Linked DNA regions of Homo sapiens: region 1 is linked to region 2. A link is an interaction called in ENCODE POLR2A ChIA-PET data of the cell type or tissue named here. Cell type or tissue: OCI-LY7. All regions are shown on one strand. Links, peaks and the distances in the headings refer to the core of each region. The heading gives the core; the rest is flanking DNA. Region 1 holds the start of LOC124907741 (a long non-coding RNA gene). Region 2 has its middle 110 kb from the start of KLHL29.

Region 1 (8,335 bases), core at 316-8,315, 200 kb after region 2:
TGACTACCTACTGTATTTTTTAAAATAAATTAGAGTCCTCTGTCCTTTAGCTTTTACGATTTGTTTTCCTTAAGACTGTAGGCTGCCGTTTGATGAAATTAGTGGAAGGGAAAAGGTCAATTTGGCCAAAAGTGTCACAAATTAAGCCCTGAAGCAATCTCTTTATTCACCTGGAGATAGAAAACCATACCTGCCTCCCTGTGATTTCCTGGGTTCATTCCTGGGATTCATTTTCCCAGGCCATGATCTTTGGAAACGTTAAGATTTTACAGTGTTAACTTGGGAACAAAATTATTACTAAAAATTGGTTTCTAGTAATTTATTTTTAAATCACTTTTAAATACCATGTATCTCATTAGAGTGGGACATGCTTAGGTGCATGGATGTAGCTTATAGGCCTCCCAGAAAGGACAATAATGAGTCAAGGATCGTTTATACACCGCTACATGATGGGTGCTATGGACCAGAGATTCCAAAAGATACTGTCTATTAAGCCCAGGGTCTAACTGCAAGGCGTGGGGGTTGGGTGGGTGGGAAAAGAACAAGAAAGGAAAGATGTGAAAAAATAAATAAAATCACTGAGGCATAGACTGATGCTAAATGTTAACCGAGAACAGTTAGAAACCCTTTCAAGGAAAGAGTTTCTGGTTGGGGTCGGCAAAGATGTCGGGAAGCAGGTGTGCTTGCCCTGGACTTTGAGCAGGTGATGGCACTTCTGAGATGGTGATGCTGAGATGGAGGAAGAGGAGGAGGATGTCACGGGTTCTCTAGTTTTAGCACTTTGGGAGGCCGAGGCGGGCGGATCACAAGGTCAGAAGATCAAGACCATCCTGACCAACATGATGAAACCCTGTCTCTACTAAAAATACAAAAATTAGCCGGGCATGGCGGCGTGTGCCTGTAGTCCCAGCTACTTGGGAGACTGAGGCAGGAGAATTGCTTGAACCCGGGAGGCGGAGGCTGCAGTGAGCCAAGATTGCGCCACTGCACTCCAGCCTGGGCAACAGAGTGAGACTCCATCTCAAAACAAAACAAAACAAAACAAAACCTTGATAAATATGACCATTATGTGTCCTGGGGTTACTCTTCTCGAGTAGTATCTTTGTGGTATTCTCTGTATTTCCTCAATTTGAATGTTGGCCTAAAAAGAATGGGAAACAGAGGTTCCTAGGAGTTAAAGAACTTACCTGCTGTCACAAAACTAAGTGTCAGTGTTAGAATTCTAATTCAGATGTATCTGATTCCAGGGTCTTGCTTTTAACCCTCTCTGTGAATGTATCTATCGGGGTCTTGAAATAGACATATTCAAATGTGTAATTTGGAGAGAGTTAAGTAAAATGACTATCCACAAAGATGAATAGGCACAGTATAGAGAAACCATCATAGCACAGTGCCCCCAGGCTGATGATGGGATGAGGGGAATTACTGCCTTTGAGCATAATGGTCAGGGGAAGGAGCTATTACAGGAATCCAGAGAGAGAGCCTTGTGGAGCTCCTTGTTCCCCAGCTAGAGCCATGACCTGCAGGTGAGGGACACCCTGCTCATGAAGACGCAGAGAGGGAGGGGAGCAGGGGAACCAACAGTCAACCCTGACCCTGTCCCCAGTCTCCTGCTAGTGCTTGCATGGGCTGAACCTAACCAGAAGTCAGAGGGTCCAAAACATGAGGGATGCTCTCCATACAGGTCAGGTGAGCCTCCCAGGGCTCGCCTGGGAGAGGTGGGGAAGAACAGGGTGGGGAAGGTGGAAGGCAGGTCAAAAGGGCCCAACACAAAACATCCAGTACAGTCTATAATAGCCAATGGGTCATTCACTTCCAGACCTTTTCATCAGCACATGAGGAAAAGTCCCAGAGAACTCAGCTGTGCATGTGGTTTATTTTTGTTCAGAACTGTTTCAGTTGTCTCCCCTAGAGGTAGGGACCACAGAGATGGAAGGGCAAGGCCACTGTCGTCAGGACAGGCGTAGACAGCCTGTGCTTCCTTCCCACCACTGTCCCTCTAGGCTACAGTCTAGCCTATTCCATATTCATTCGGCACAGCCTGGAAAGGAAGTGGATTAACCCGACATGAACTCTGAGGGTTTTGGCTCAAGAAATTGGGAGCCACTTCTAAAGATGGTGGCTGGGATCTTTGGGCTCTCAAGTTAGTAGACTTCACAGTAGCCTACAGGGCCCTACGCAATCAGGATGCTCACCACTCTGGCCTCACCTCTTACTAGAATCTCCCTCCACCAGCCACAGTGGCTTCCTTGGTGGTCCTGGAACATACCAGCCATGTTCTCACTGGCTGTTCCCTCTGCCTAGAACACTTAGGGCCAGATGCCCACACGACCTACTCCTCATCTTGAAGTGTGTGCTCAAATGTCCTCCACTCACAAGACTGGCCCTGCCCACCCTACTTAAACTGCACCACAGGCCCCCCGACAACATGCACCCTACCCTGCTCCATTTCTTCTCTAATAAATTGCATATACTACCTTCCAAAATATGATACAATTTTCACTACTTTTTAAGTGTATTGTATATTCTGTGTTTCCACCCTCTAGAATATGAGCTCCCTGAGGGCAGGAGTACCTTTCTCTTTTGTTCACTCATGTATTCCCAGTGCCTTGAACATACTGCCTGACACATAGAGGGAATCAATATTTATTAAATGAATGAATGAATGAATGAGATTCTCAAGCACCTAAAAATGGTTTGACCCCTATCTCCTAGACCTCTCTGTTCACCAGCACTTATCTGCCAAGGATCTTTCCCAGAATACATCGATCACCAGTATTGCCAATACCTTGTGGTCAAAGTGATCAGTTTCTCCTTGTGCTTCACCTTGGAGAGGAAATGTACTCGCCACTTTGGTTCTGTGTCAAAATTAAATGGCGACCTTGGCTGATTTTGCTTCCCCGCAGAGGTTATTTCTTAGTCGTAAAGAGAACATTCTATCCTTGAGAAAAATAATATTTTTGCCACCTTCAGCTTGAAAATGGCTATTTGATATGGATCACGTGCATCTCTATCAGCGGCCGCTGGAAAAGCTTAGGTTGAGAGGATCTGAGAAAGACTCGTTGCGTTGTCAGAGGGAAGCTGACCATAAGGCAGAATGAGTTTACAATAACTTATTTACCTGTCCAAATCCTTCATATCACATTAAAGCTTTCCCCTGCTACCCGGGACTCTGGAGTGCTAAGAGGAAAAAGGAAAATCAATTGATAATGATATATTTGGTTTAAAAAAATATATTGATTCCCAGGTAATGACAGTCGTGCGTTTTGCAGTGGGGGATGCCATTTCCCGTTGTGAAGATGGCTTTCTCATAGATTACATTTAAAAGAAGGAACCAGGAGTAGCTCTGCCTCCCCGTAATAGATAGCCTCTTTCTCCTAGGTATTAAATCTATAATTTAAAAAAAAAAAAAAATTCTCCCCAGGGAACCTATTCTTTGCCTCCTCAAGGTCTTCTTGCCCATTGTGTGAAAAAAGTAATGATTTGTTTTTGTAATTCTAGAGTTTGTGTCCTTTTCAGTATTAGATTAAAGACTTAAATGTTTTCTTTTTCCCCATTGCTGGAGTTTCTTAGTTTGGATTAGATGGAAGACAATACCATTGTTCTCTCTGTTATTCAGTGTCAATGGCTCAATGGTGGGGATTAGGGCTGTGTGTATTCGGAGGATGGGCGGGGGATGCCTCATATCTGCCACTCGGAGTACTCTGCTACCCACTTCGCCCCACTTTGCATGTGCTGGCAGAGTTTGTGCACAGCCTGTGTGAGATAATCCACAGTATGCAACTCAGCATCAGGGATATCTGAGGCAGAGACTAGCATCCAGTTAGTGTGGGGACCACCCAGGATGCTGGAATTCAAAAGACATCTTTTTGCAAAAAAAAAAAAAGAAAAGAAAAAAAATTAGACCTTTTCCCCACCCCTACCCCACTGTTTTTCCCTCTCTTTCTAGACTATCTGGCTTCCTGGTGATGCTCACGCTTTGCTAAGTGTTGGCGGCCATCGTGGTTTTCGCATCCTGGGGACGAATCCTGAGCTTGCCAGAGACGGGCGGCGCAAGGTAGGTCTCTGCTTAGCTCACCTGGAAATAAGAAAGGCATCAGACCTGAGCATAGCCAGCTCTCTCCTCTCATGCTAAATGTGTGGGGGAAGGGAAGAAAGTACAGTAGGTCCCCTCGCCCTCTTCCTCAGTGCGATTTTACCACAGGCGTGTGTGATCAACTGGTACTGGGGCTTAGCTAAGCCATTTTAGCCTCAATCCTCCTAGAATCAACCAAAGAGAATATCTATGACTCTTTTTGTTGTTGTCCAGCCCAGGCTGGAGCGCAGTGGCGCAATCTTGGCTCACTGCAACCTCTGCCTCTGGGTTCAAGCGATCCTTCCACCTCAGCCTCCCAAGTAGCTGGGACTACAGGCATGTGCTATCACGACTGGCTATCACGTGTGCTATCACGACATGGTTTCACCATGTTGGCCAGGCTGGTCTCCAACTCCTGACCTCAAGTGATCTACCCGCTTCAGCCTCCCAAAGCGCTGCGATTGTAGGCGTGAGCCACCGTGCCCCATCAGAGAATCTCTGTGACAGTTCCTTGCTTACCTGGGTCTTGGCTTTCCCCAGGAGGTTAGATCTAGGGATGGCCAGCAACTAGATGACCTTTAACCTCCTTAAAAACTGTAATTAAGTTTTATAATTAAGTTTTGGTATTAAAATGTATTATTAAATATCATGAAAATATTATTTATTCATTATAAAGGGATTTTAAAGGATAGTAGCTAAAAGTATATAAATGACTTATAATCCTGTTCCCCAGAGATAACCATTTTAGTGTTTCTTTCCAAGCTTTTTCTTATGCACATACGTAAACAGTGCACACAGGATCTGACTGTGGGTACTGTTCGGGGGGCATGTTATTTAGATTCCACAATGTATCAAGCCATTTCGTATGTCGGTAAATAGAAATCTATATCACCATTTTTACAGACTGTCTACTCTGTGGATATAATAGCATACATGATTCACTTAATGCCCTAACGATGGACATTTAGCATATTTTAAATATTTCACTATTACAAATAACAGCACAACAAACATTGTTGCATATGTATCTGCATAGTCATTTGATTACTTCTTTGGCTTAAATTTTTAGAGTCCTAGCTTAAACTTTTGACTCCAGGTTCTCCAAGCAGGATCAGGCAGCCAGAAATGCCGGGGAACCTGGCCTGCCTTGGGAGGGCACAATCTTATGAACAGAATCCGTGATCTGGGATCTGCTTTAGCCCCCACCAGGCAGGCCAGGAATGTGCCTGCAGAGGCAAGGAGGCCTGGAGCTGGAGTTGACAACGTTCACCACATTTCATGCTACTGAAGGGACAGGAGCTGGGCCTGGAATGAAGCAGGCTGGAGGGCAGAGGAGTGGGCTCTCGGATCCAGGACAGTGGAGGCCCAGCTGGCCCAGCCTTGTATGTCCTTGTGGGACTTGAGCCTTTAGAAGTACAGGCTGCGTCTGCATAACACACAGGGCCTAGTGCTGGGTGAGCACAGGCCATAGCAGCCCCGGGACTGCTGTATTCTCAGCCGCCCACCCTCATGCCTTCTGACCGGTGGCCTCCTGGCCTCTGCCTTGGACCAAACTCCAGCTTCCCTCTGCAGCAGGGGCAGAACATCAGACCAACAAGGCTCCTGCCACGTCCAGATTCTCTGCTGGTCAGAGAGCTTTCTCTTTGGACTCAGAGACATTGAGGTTGGGGATGGCTGTCCCCTGCCAGAACCCTTGCACAGAGAGGAGAAAATATGGCTTTGGAATCTCAGGCTAGGCGCAGCCTTGGTTGTCAGCAGGAAGCGGGAGAAGGCTCTGGGCTGGGCCAGGATCAGCCACTGAAATGGAAGGTTCCCCACCCTGTGACCCCACAGTGCATCCAGCCTTCAGCCTCCCAGCAGCCCAGTGGGGGCAGCCAGAGGAGAGGTGGGTTCTTGACCTAGGGAGCTGGTGGGCTGTTGGCACACGCCCATGGCACCACTGGTGGGCGACAGCTGTCCTTGCTAGCGATATCGCCGGCACTGGGGAATCCTTTGCCTCCAGGCCTCCTGTTGGGTCAGAGAAGGGGAGTTGGAAAACAAGACAGCGCAGCGTCAGTTTGGCAGCCATGGCATCCCCGCTCCTACACGGGGCAAAGAAAAGATTGAGGACGTATTCTTCACAGAAGCCAGCTCTCCTTGGATGCACCTGTGAGTTTGGCAAGAGTGAAGGGAACAGAGACACCCCAGGGCAGTGGGTTTTGGTTTCTTCAATGTTGACCCTTAGTTTGGGGTCTAATCTTCCCTGCTGCTGATGCAGGGTGGCACATGGCTCTTGTTCTCTTGTTCGTCCTGAGCTCTGGCAATCATGTACTTTAGGATGGGGAGGGACTTTGAGGGCAGTTTCACCAGGCATAGCTGGTCAGATGCACCCTATGTGGGCCTCTATCTCTGTGCCCCCAGACCAGGGTCCCTGTTGTGAACTCAAGTCTGTCTTCCCTAGCACTCGGCCAGTTCCTGGAGGATGGGAATCATACCTGATCTGTCTCTGTGTTCCGCTCCCTCTGCCACTCATACCAGTACCTGATGAGCTCTCAGTAAACAAATCACTACGTGCAGCTGGGACTGTGCCTGGGAGTGTCCGCAACATGCAGCCTGGTGCTGGCTGTGCCCTCCCCTCACATGCAGGAGTCCCATTGATTTCCAAGATGATAGGAAGGTTCCGAGGCCCCTAGATGGTTCTGTGACCCCTGGGGATCAGTGGAAGCAGCTATCAGTTTACTGTGGAAACTGGGCCAGCTCACAGGGTCCTGTGTAACCTGCTACAAAACAGGCCAGTTCAAGAGCCATGTGTGGAGGGCTGCGCTCTGCTTTTCTGTGGTTTGGTGGAAATCACCCAAATAAGTAAGAAGGCCATACTGGAACCAGCTAGGAGGAGTGAAATCTGATACCTGCACTGCAGGAAAGAGGGGTGGGGGGAGTTGAGCCGAGGACTCAGTTTGCGCAGAGCCCAAGGCTGAGCCAAGAATGGCATTAGCAGACACCTCGGGCTCTGGAGGTGGTGAAGGGCAGTGCTGATCGTCACTGGTGCTGGAGCCACCCTGGGCAGCATCCCCTGCCTCCATCATTGAGGCCGTCTCAGTACTGTCTGTCCAGGCCGTTTGTCCCCCTGCCCTCAGCAAACGAAATGCCCTAGATGCCGCCTGTGTCTTCGGAGGAGGTTGCAAATGTCTCCAGAGCTAACGGCAGTTAGAGAACACCATGGGCCATGTCCTGGGCTTCCACACCCCCCGCCTTTACTTCCCCCAGTCCATCCTGCAGGCGTCCTCTCTGACCGCACTCCCCTGCCCGCTGCCTGCCTTCCCTCCCTCGTGCCATGGACAGCCTTACTTCCTGAGCTCTCCCCTTGTCCACTCCCCTCTTGGCCTCCGTGGTGTCCACCTCAAGGAGGGACCTGCAGGCAGACATCTCACTGCTGCTCCGGCCGACACAGACACTCTGCTGCCCCCTTGTCTTCTGACTGTACCTGCTTTCCCTGGCCCACTCTGGGGACCTCTGCAGCCCCTTCTTCAAATAGGTATGTGGGCGCTCACACCCCTGAAAAGGCCGTGTGACCACACCCACTAGCTGGGGCCCAGATCCCTCAACAGAACCTCAGCCGAACCCTCAGCCCTACACAGGCATCATTTGGGATTCTGGTCCGTTCCCTGCCTGGTGCCCTGCAGCTGCTCCGCACCTTTCCATCAACAGGGCTGCAGACCCCCAGCCTGCGCTGTCCACCTCGGTGTCAGCAAGTGGCCTCTCCTCCTGCTTCCTGTCCATCTTGCTCGTGTGAGCTGCCGTCCTCCAGCTCCACCGCCTCCTCCTGCCAGGAAGGGAAGCTGTTGGTGCCGCAGGCTTTCCTTGGCTCCCTGTATCCCCAGCCCTCCCTCCACTCCCTCTGCTTCAGCTGTTCCCAGACTTGACTCCCAGATGGCACCTCTGTCCTAAGGTCCGGACCATTTCTCCAGTGGCTCATGCGTAGCAGATCCCTGCTGTCTGATTCACATATCAGACTCTACCTGTCCAAAACAAAGCTGCTTCCTTGCTCTCCAAGGAAGCCTTGTACTCGTACTGTCTCAGTCCTCCTCCCTCCCTCCCTTAGCCATGCATCTCCTTCTCCTTTGCCTTAGGCTGCTCACCTTCCTTCCTGGACCCTGAGCTCACTGAGGACAGGGATCATCCTCTTTTCTCTACAAGCCCGGCACAGGGCCCTGTTCATGCATATCTCTTGGGATTAGATTATTTTATTCAGTTCAGAGATTACAGAACCACCGACAGTGT
Region 2 (8,335 bases), core at 51-8,050:
TAAAACTGCCAATTTTTTCCAAAATGGTTGTATCCTTCCACATTCTTACGAAGCATTACAAGAATTCCAATTGCTCCACATACTTGACAATTAGTAGTCAGTCTTTTGTATTTTTAGCCATTGTAGTGGGTGTGTTGTGATATGTTATTGTGTTTCTAATAGCATTTCCCTAATAACTAATGATGTTAAGTATATTTTCAGGTATTTTCCTGCCACTGATATATAACTTCTTTGGTGAAGAGTCGGTGAAAATCTTTTGTACTTTTTTTAATTGGGTCATTTGTCTTTTTACAATTGAGTGGGAGGAGTTTTCATATAATCTTCATAAAAGTCCTAAGTCAGATACATGTTTTGCAAATATTTTCTTGTAGCCTATGGCCTGCCTTTTCTTTTGAAGAATAAGAATTTGTAATTCTGATAATTTTCTATTTCTATTTGTGTTTGTAATTTGTTCTCTTTGGTACGTACTTAAGAAACCTTTGCCAAACCCAAGTATGAAGACTTTCTCCTATGTTATCTGTTAAAAGCTCTGTCATTTAACTCTTGCATTTAGGCCTATCATTCATTTCAAGTTTATTTTTGCATATGGCGTGAGGTAAAGATCAAAATTCATTTTTCTGCAAATTGCAATTGCTCTGGCATCATTTAATGGAGAAAAATCTCATTTTCCAACTAAACTGCATTGAGACCATAGGAAATCAGTTAATCAAAAATGTGTATATCTATTTCTCTACTCTTTCTTCTGTTCCATTTATCTAAGTATATATTTATGTCAATGCTATACTTTCTTGATTATTGTGGCTTTATAACAAATTTGAAATCAAACTTTGTTCCTGTTTTCAATGTTGCTTTGGCTCTTCTAGATTCTGTGCATTTCCATATAAATTTTAAAATGGGCTTATAAATATTTAGGAAAAGAAAGCTGCTGAGATTTCTTTGGACTTATGATGAATCTACACATCAATTTGGAGAGAACTGACATCTTACGACTATTGTGTCTTTTGACCCATGAACATGGTTTATATCTCTATTTACCTCTGCCTCCTTTAACACTCTCAGCAATGCTTTAGAGTTTTCATAATTTATATTCTTGCTTTGTTTCTAGTCTTAGGAAGAAAGCATTAATTCTTTCAGGATCAAGTATGGTTTTGCTATAGGCTTTTCATAGATGTACTTTCATTGATTATCCTTACTGTTTTTTATGTCATTGCTTTCTGCTTTTATCTTCATTATGTCCCTTCTTCTGCTAACTTTAGATTTCATTCGCTTTTTTTTTTATATTCTAAAGTAGAAGCATTGATCAGAAGTCAGCAAATTTTTTTCATGAAGATTAGAGGATAATTATTTTAGGTTTTGCTATGCATACAGTTAACCAACTTTATTGTTATAGCATGAAAGCAGTCATAGGCCACGCACAAATGAATCAACATGGCTGTGTTTCAATCAAACTTTATTTACAGAAACAGGCAGCAGGTTGGACTTGGCTCATCTGTTATACTTTGACAACCCCTGGTTTAGATCACTGATTTGAGGCCTTTCTTTTTTTCTGGTGTAGGCATTTAGTACTATAAAATTTCCTCTAACTATTGCTTTATATGCATTCCACAAATTTTCATATGTCATATTTTCACATTTATTGAGTTCAAAATGTTTTCTAATTTATTTTATTTCTTCTTTGACTGAAGAAATATTTTAATGTATTATCTAGTTTCTAAATATTTGGGGATTTTCCAGATGTCTTGCTGTGATTAATATTTAACTTAAATCCATTCTGATCACAGAACATGCCTGGCATGGTTTGGATTCTTTTAAATATATTAAGACCTGTTTTATGGAGCAGAATATAAATCTGTTGAGGTTTGTTTTATGGGCCGGGCCAGAATATAGTTTTTCTTGGCAAATGTTCCCTGTGCACCTAAAATGAATCTCTATTCTGCTCCTGTTGAGTGGAGTGTTCCATAAATGTCAATTAGGTAGTTGATTGATAGTGTTATTCAATTCCTCTATATCATTCCTGATTTTATGTCTACTTTTTCTATAAATTATTGACAGAGAGGTGTGAAATCTTAGGCTGTAACGGTAGATTTGTTTACTTCTCCTTTTAGCTTTATCAGTTTTTGCTTCATGTATTTTGAAGCTCTATTTTTAGGTGCATAAACATTTTTTATTGTTATTTTCCATTGATGTGATGACCTCTTTTTTGTTAGGAAATGGCCTTACTCATCCCTGATACTATTCTTTGCTTATTTTACTTTGTATCTTACAATATAGCTATTCCAGCTTTCTTTTGATTGTTGTTAGCATGGAACACCTTTTTTTCCATCCATGTGCTTTTAATGTACTTGTGATTTTTTTATAAATAGTATTTTTATAATTCTATTTTATCTCCCACAGTCATAGCTATGGCTTTCTTTTGTGTCTTAGTGGTTCCTTCACATTTCATTATATATATCTTTAATTTATCACAACCTACCTTCAAGTTATATATTACCACTTTATACATAATATAAGAACATTTATCCTCCACCTCCTGGGCTTTGTATTATTTTACTTCTATATACAGTATGTTATAAGCCCCACAGTAACATTTCATTAATTTTACTTTAAACAATCAATTATGTTTTAGAGATTTTTAAAATACAAAAATGTCTTTTCCTCTTTTCCACGTGGTTTTGATTTCCCATACTCTTCATTCCTTTGTGTATATTCAGATTTGCCATTGGTATCATGTTTCTTCTTCCTGAAGGACTGTCTCTTAACATAGCCTGCAGCACAGGTCTCTGGTGACAACTTCTTTAAGCTTTTCTATTGTCTGTAAAACTCGTTATTTGGACTTCATTTTGGAAATAGATTATCACTGGCAATATAAATCTAAGTTGACTATTTTTTTTTTTTTGCTTTTGATACTTGACAGATATAGATCTTCTGTCTTTCGGATTACATTGTTTCTAGTGAGAAATTTGCTATTATTCTGATTTTTGTTCTCTGTTCACAATGTGCTTTGTGTCTCTTATTGCTTTTAAGATATTCCTTACTACTGGTCTTAAACACTTTGATTTTTATTTGCTTTAGCGCAGTTTTCTTCATGTTTCTTTACTTGAGGTTTGTTGAGCTTCTTGCAAATGTGGGCTTAAACTTTTTTATCAGATTAGGAAATGTTTGTCCATTACTTCTTCATATAATTTTTCTGACTCCCCACCCTGCTTCTTTTATGGGCTACAATTACATGGAGGAGAGGTTCCTTGAGGTTGTCCCACATTTCAATGTTGCTCTGTTTCTTTTCAGTTTTTTGTCTTTTTTGGGTTTCATTTGTAATTATTTGTATCACTATGTCTTCAAGTGCAGTAATCTTTTCTTCTGTAATGTCATACCTGCTGTTTTCATCCCACATCTTTTCCATCCAACATCTTTTCCATCCAGCACCTTTTCCATCTCAGATACTGTATTTTGCATCTCTAGAAGTTCAATTTGAGCCTTTTTAAAATATTTTCTATGTCTATATTTTCTCGGCCTCAGGGATCAGAAAGCTTATTCTTCAAAGGACCAGATGGTAAACATTTTAGGCTTAAGGAGTCATATATGTTTTTGTCACATTTTTTACAATATTTTTAAAGTAATCTTTAAAATTTTTAAAGAAAAGAAACAACTATTGTTAGCACTCAGACCGTACAAAAATAGACTCCAGGCTGGATTTGACCCACAGACCATTACCATTGTTGGAAAACCTTGCTCTCTCTTCTTGAATATAGGAGATACATTTATGACATTTTCAACTCCTTCTATCATCTGTGTCATTTTGAGTCTGCTTATACTGATGGATTGATTGATTGATTGATTGATTGATTGATTCCCTCATTATAGTAATATTTTTCTGATTCTTTGTATACCTGGTAATTTTGGTAATTTTTTGGTTGAGTTGCAAAAATTGTGAATTTTACCTTAACACTTGATTTTTGTATTTCTTCAAATATTCTTGAGCATTGCATTGGAACCCTGTTAAATTGCTTGAAAACATCTTGATCCTTTTGAGGCTTTCATTTAAGATTTTTTTTTTCTTTTTTGGCAGGACCAAGGTAGTCTTTAACTGACGGCTGATTCTGGCCCACCACTGAGGCAACAACTGAATACTTTATAAACTGAATAAACTGAACATTTTATCCAGTGCCCTGTGCATTGCAATGTTATTTTTACTCTGGCTGGCAGGAATACAATCTATTCCTGGCCCTGCGTGATCATCAAGAATTGTTTCACCTGCTCCTTTCCGGGCCTTGGAAAGTTTCCTCACAGGCGTGTGTTGATCCTTACAAGGCAGAACCTCTAAGGTGAACCCTCTGGTACTCTCTGGTCCCATGAGAATGCAGCATTCTCTCTTCTGTGCTATTTTCTCCTTTCTGATATTCTGCTCTGAGTATCCTAGCTGTCCTGGCCTCCCCAGATTCTCAATTCTATCTCCTCAACCCAGGGAGACTCCCACGATCTGAGTGACCCCCTTCTCCTCCTAGAAGGTCTCTTAGGGCAGTTCAAGGGCAATCATACCACTCCCTTCATTGTTTTGCTTCACTTGGGGGCCCGAGTGCACTCCAGCAATGCCTGTTGTCCAATGACTGAAAACTGTAACTTCATTTATATTTTTTCTCATTTTGTTGAAGAAGGAGGCTAAATCTGGCCCCTGTTACTCCATCCTGCTCAGTGGTGAAGTCCTGCTTTATGGGTTTTGAAGCTCCAACATTGGCTTCATTCCAGAATTGCCTAGAAGAACTGACTTCACTTTATTTCAAACTTTTCTCTGCTATTTTTTATGCATGTACCACCTTGATATTTCTTCTAAAACTTAGTAAGGATTGCCTGGCTGGTGGCATTGTGAGTCATTTTAATTTTCTTCTTTATGCTCTCTGCATTTTTTTTTTTTTTTTTTTTGAGATGGAGTCTTTCTCTGTTGCCCAGGCTGGAGTGCAACGGTGAGATCTCAGCTCACTGCAACCTCCGCCTCCCAAGTTCAAGCGATTCTCCTGCCTCAGCCTCTTGAGTAGCTGGGATTACGGGTGTGCACCACCATACCCAGCTAATTTTTGTATTTTTAGTAGAGACAGGGTTTCACTATGTTGGTCGCACCCAACCAGAATTTTTTTTTAATTAATGACTGCTACTGTTTTACAAATTAAGATGTGAGCACTCTCATTTATAGTTATGTTAAAAGATGCAAAATCATTTTGTCATTCCAAAATATAAACAAAACACACAAATAGATTATGAGTAGAATGCAAGGCCATAAATTGTATCTGCTGCAGGCTACTTCTGACTCTACCCTCGCCTCCTGGAAGCATACCCTTTCCTTTGTGGTCGGAGGTGCATCAGCTGAAAAACTCGAGGTGAAGTGCCTCTGCTCCTCCAGGGTGGTCTCCTATTCTCACCTGGAAATATGCCTTCCATCTGGCTGTGCACAGGGACCTGTGAGCTCCATAGACTCATCTGGGAAGACCTGCTCCAGTCCCTCCGTACCTTCTTCATGTGTGCAGGCACTGCTGTCCAGCAGTTGACCGCAGTAGAGTCCTCGGTCAGTGTTTGGGGACTTGACTCATACTCTCAGTCTCCAATCCTTACTTGGATTTGACTTTCTTCCATAAAGAAGCACAGCCTGACTCCCACACTCTGCGTATGGTTATCATTCCAGCCTCAGTCACTGTTCTTGGGAACAGGTGTCATTTCACTGTTTTCCCTCCAGTTATGTTTAGAGAACCTGTCCATTCTGACAAGCATGTAGATGTTTTATTTGGACTTTGTAACACTTAGATATCAGAACTGTAGGATCATCTTATTTTTCTACATCATATTTAACCTGACTCCAGGCCTCAACTAAACAGGATGTGGGATAAATTCAGTCTCTGTCATTTTAAGAGATGTTTGGATGTAAATGTTTGGGACTTCTGCTGTGTGCCTGGAAAATGGTGAATGATATGTTGATCTATGATTCTGGTCCTTACCATTCTCAATTGCTACCATACCTGTGAGCTCAGAGCTACTCCTTTCTGTGCTGTTCCCAAATGAAGTCAGGCCAGGCCATGACACTGTTGCCCCTGGTATCACTATTGCTCTGTACCCGCCCCTTTATGGAGCATGAATGTGAGGCAGTGTCAGCTTCTACAATTTCACAGATGACAAAACCCCAGGCTCCTTCCCGGTCTCCCTTCTCCAATTCTGTCTACTCCACCTCTTGAATACTGGCTTCCCCACTAGCACCAACAACCAGAAACATACATTTTTTACTTATCCCTGAGAATGGATAGATGGGGGAAGTGAATACATTCATTTAAGTCCTCGAGAAGCAGACATTAAAACAAGGTGAGACATGCAAGAGAGTTGTTGGAGGAGGGGGCAGGAGAAGAGGAGGAAGTGTTCAGTCGATGACTTAGATCTGACATCTCTGAAAGGAGAGAGGGAAGGAAGAAGGATTCAAAGTAGAAGAGTCTTGGAATGCAGCACCGTCTCAATGGTTTAGCAAGACCACTGGAAGGACTGAGGCCAAAGTCATCTATTGGAGCCATCCTGCATCTTATGGGGATGGACCTGCCTTGGTATTAGGGCCGTGCTCAGGCAGTAGCTGGTAGCAGCCATCAGGGAGCGTAGCCTTAGCGTCAATGCAATAGTGAATCTCATAAGGCCATTGGAATCGAATTCCAAATTGTCCATAGCCTCTGACTTATATTTCCTGTTGGTAAAGGAAGTGTATGGGAAAAGCAGCTGTTGGTTTACAGCTGCTGCAATCACCAAGAAGTGAATCTTGCTGCTTTCACCCTGAGTCATCAGTGCCAATGGCATCACACATCATACTGACCATTTCTGCCCTCCATAGGAATGACATCTGTCAAACAATACTTGACAGACATACTTTGCTTTGTTCAAACAACATGAGCCACAGAAAATTAAACCTGCTCCAATAAAGTAGTTCAGTGTTATTAGCAAGGCCACTAAATGTACTTCTTGGCACATTATCAGCAGAATGTGGTGGCAGTAGTGTCTGCTATTATGAGCATCATAGCTATGAATTTCTTGACTGTTGGCCAATTGTAAGAGCCACTGGAGCATTACAAGATGCAACCAGTATAGTAGTAGGTGGGCATAAGTTCTATGCCTACTTAGACGGAAATCTAGGTTGGGTGATGGGTCTTTGAAAGTGCTATGGTCTCAATGTTTCTGTTCTCCAAAAAGTCTTATGTTGAATCCTAATCCTCAAAGTGATGGTACTTTCATGAATCAGATTAGTGCCCTTATAAAAGAGACTCCAGAGAGCTACCTAACCCCTTCCACCATGTGAGGATGCAGCAAGAAGGCACCGTCTGTGAAGCAGAGTGGGCCCTCCCCAGACACTGAACCTGCTAGCACCTTGATCTTGTATTTTCCCACCTCTATAAATGGAAGAAATAAATTTCTGGGTTTTTTTGTTTTTGTTTTTGTTTTTGTTTTGTTTTTGAGATGGAGTCTCACTCTCTCACCCAGGCTGGAGTGCAGTAGCATGATCTCGGCTCACTACAACCTCCACCTCCCAGGTTCAAGTGATTCTCCTGCCCCAGCCTCCCGAGTAGCTGGGATTACAGGCGTGCACCACCATGCCTGATTAATTTTTGTATTTTTAGTAGAGACGTGGTTTCACTGGCCAGGCTGGTCTCAAACTCCTGTCCTCAAGTGATCTACCCACCTCGGCCTTTCAAAGTGCTGGGATTACAGGTGTGAGCCACCGTGCCCAGCCCTGTCGTTTTTAAGTCACCCAGTTTATAGGATTTTTGTTATAACAACCACAATGAGTAAGACAAAAGGTAAAGCAGATTCAGCCTAATGGACCTTTTTGTCTGCCGTGAGAATTCATGAGGCCACAGTGGCAGAGGCTCAGCCAGCCAGATCACAGGCAGCCTTGCACAACCTCTTCAGAAGTAATTTCCTCATACCCTCCAGCAAATCTCCTAGAGACCCATGCCTCCCTGGGTAAACTAAGGCAGAGGAGTCAAACCAAAACCCAACACCATTCTCTCTATATTCCCCCCCTTCATGTGTCAGCTGTTGGGCCACATCGCTTCAGATGTGGCCTGTAATAGACATCACTGAAGACCGGATGGGTCTTTGTTTCTGGTGATAAACTGCTCCTTGGCCATTCAAATGCCTCAGTGACAGCTTCCCCCTTTGAAGCCTCTCTGGTCCTCCAGTGCATCTGTGGCCTGCAGCTGGGCCCTGCCTAGGTGAAGGGTGGGGCAGAATAGTCCAAGTAGGGCAGTATGGCTGGAGTAGGGCAGTACGGCCTGAGTGGGGCAGCCCACACGGATTAGCCCAGGGATCTGACCACCTC

What was found. ChIA-PET counts read pairs that join two places held together with the same protein. Peaks named below come from ENCODE experiments on the same cell type or tissue, not always from the same donor. Only the 100,000 strongest peaks of a DNase experiment are listed, where the experiment ranks them.
Region 1: POLR2A ChIA-PET joins it to region 2 with 10 read pairs; 2 of 35 experiments call an interaction of 5 or more read pairs at or near these places.

What each region holds. Positions count from the first base shown.
Region 1 is chr2:23,471,611-23,479,945 of GRCh38, forward strand. It overlaps KLHL29 (kelch like family member 29), which reads left to right. Exons shown (of 14, transcript NM_052920.2): 2 at 3,950-4,057. It overlaps LOC124907741 (a long non-coding RNA gene), which reads right to left and starts at 3,894. Exons shown (of 2, transcript XR_007086244.1): 1 at 1-3,894. In OCI-LY7, for the core only: no CTCF peak of the experiment used is centred there; no DNase peak of the experiment used is centred there.
Region 2 is chr2:23,267,181-23,275,515 of GRCh38, forward strand. No RefSeq gene overlaps it. Among named protein-coding and RNA genes, the nearest start is that of KLHL29, 110 kb to the right of the region's middle. In OCI-LY7, for the core only: no CTCF peak of the experiment used is centred there; no DNase peak of the experiment used is centred there.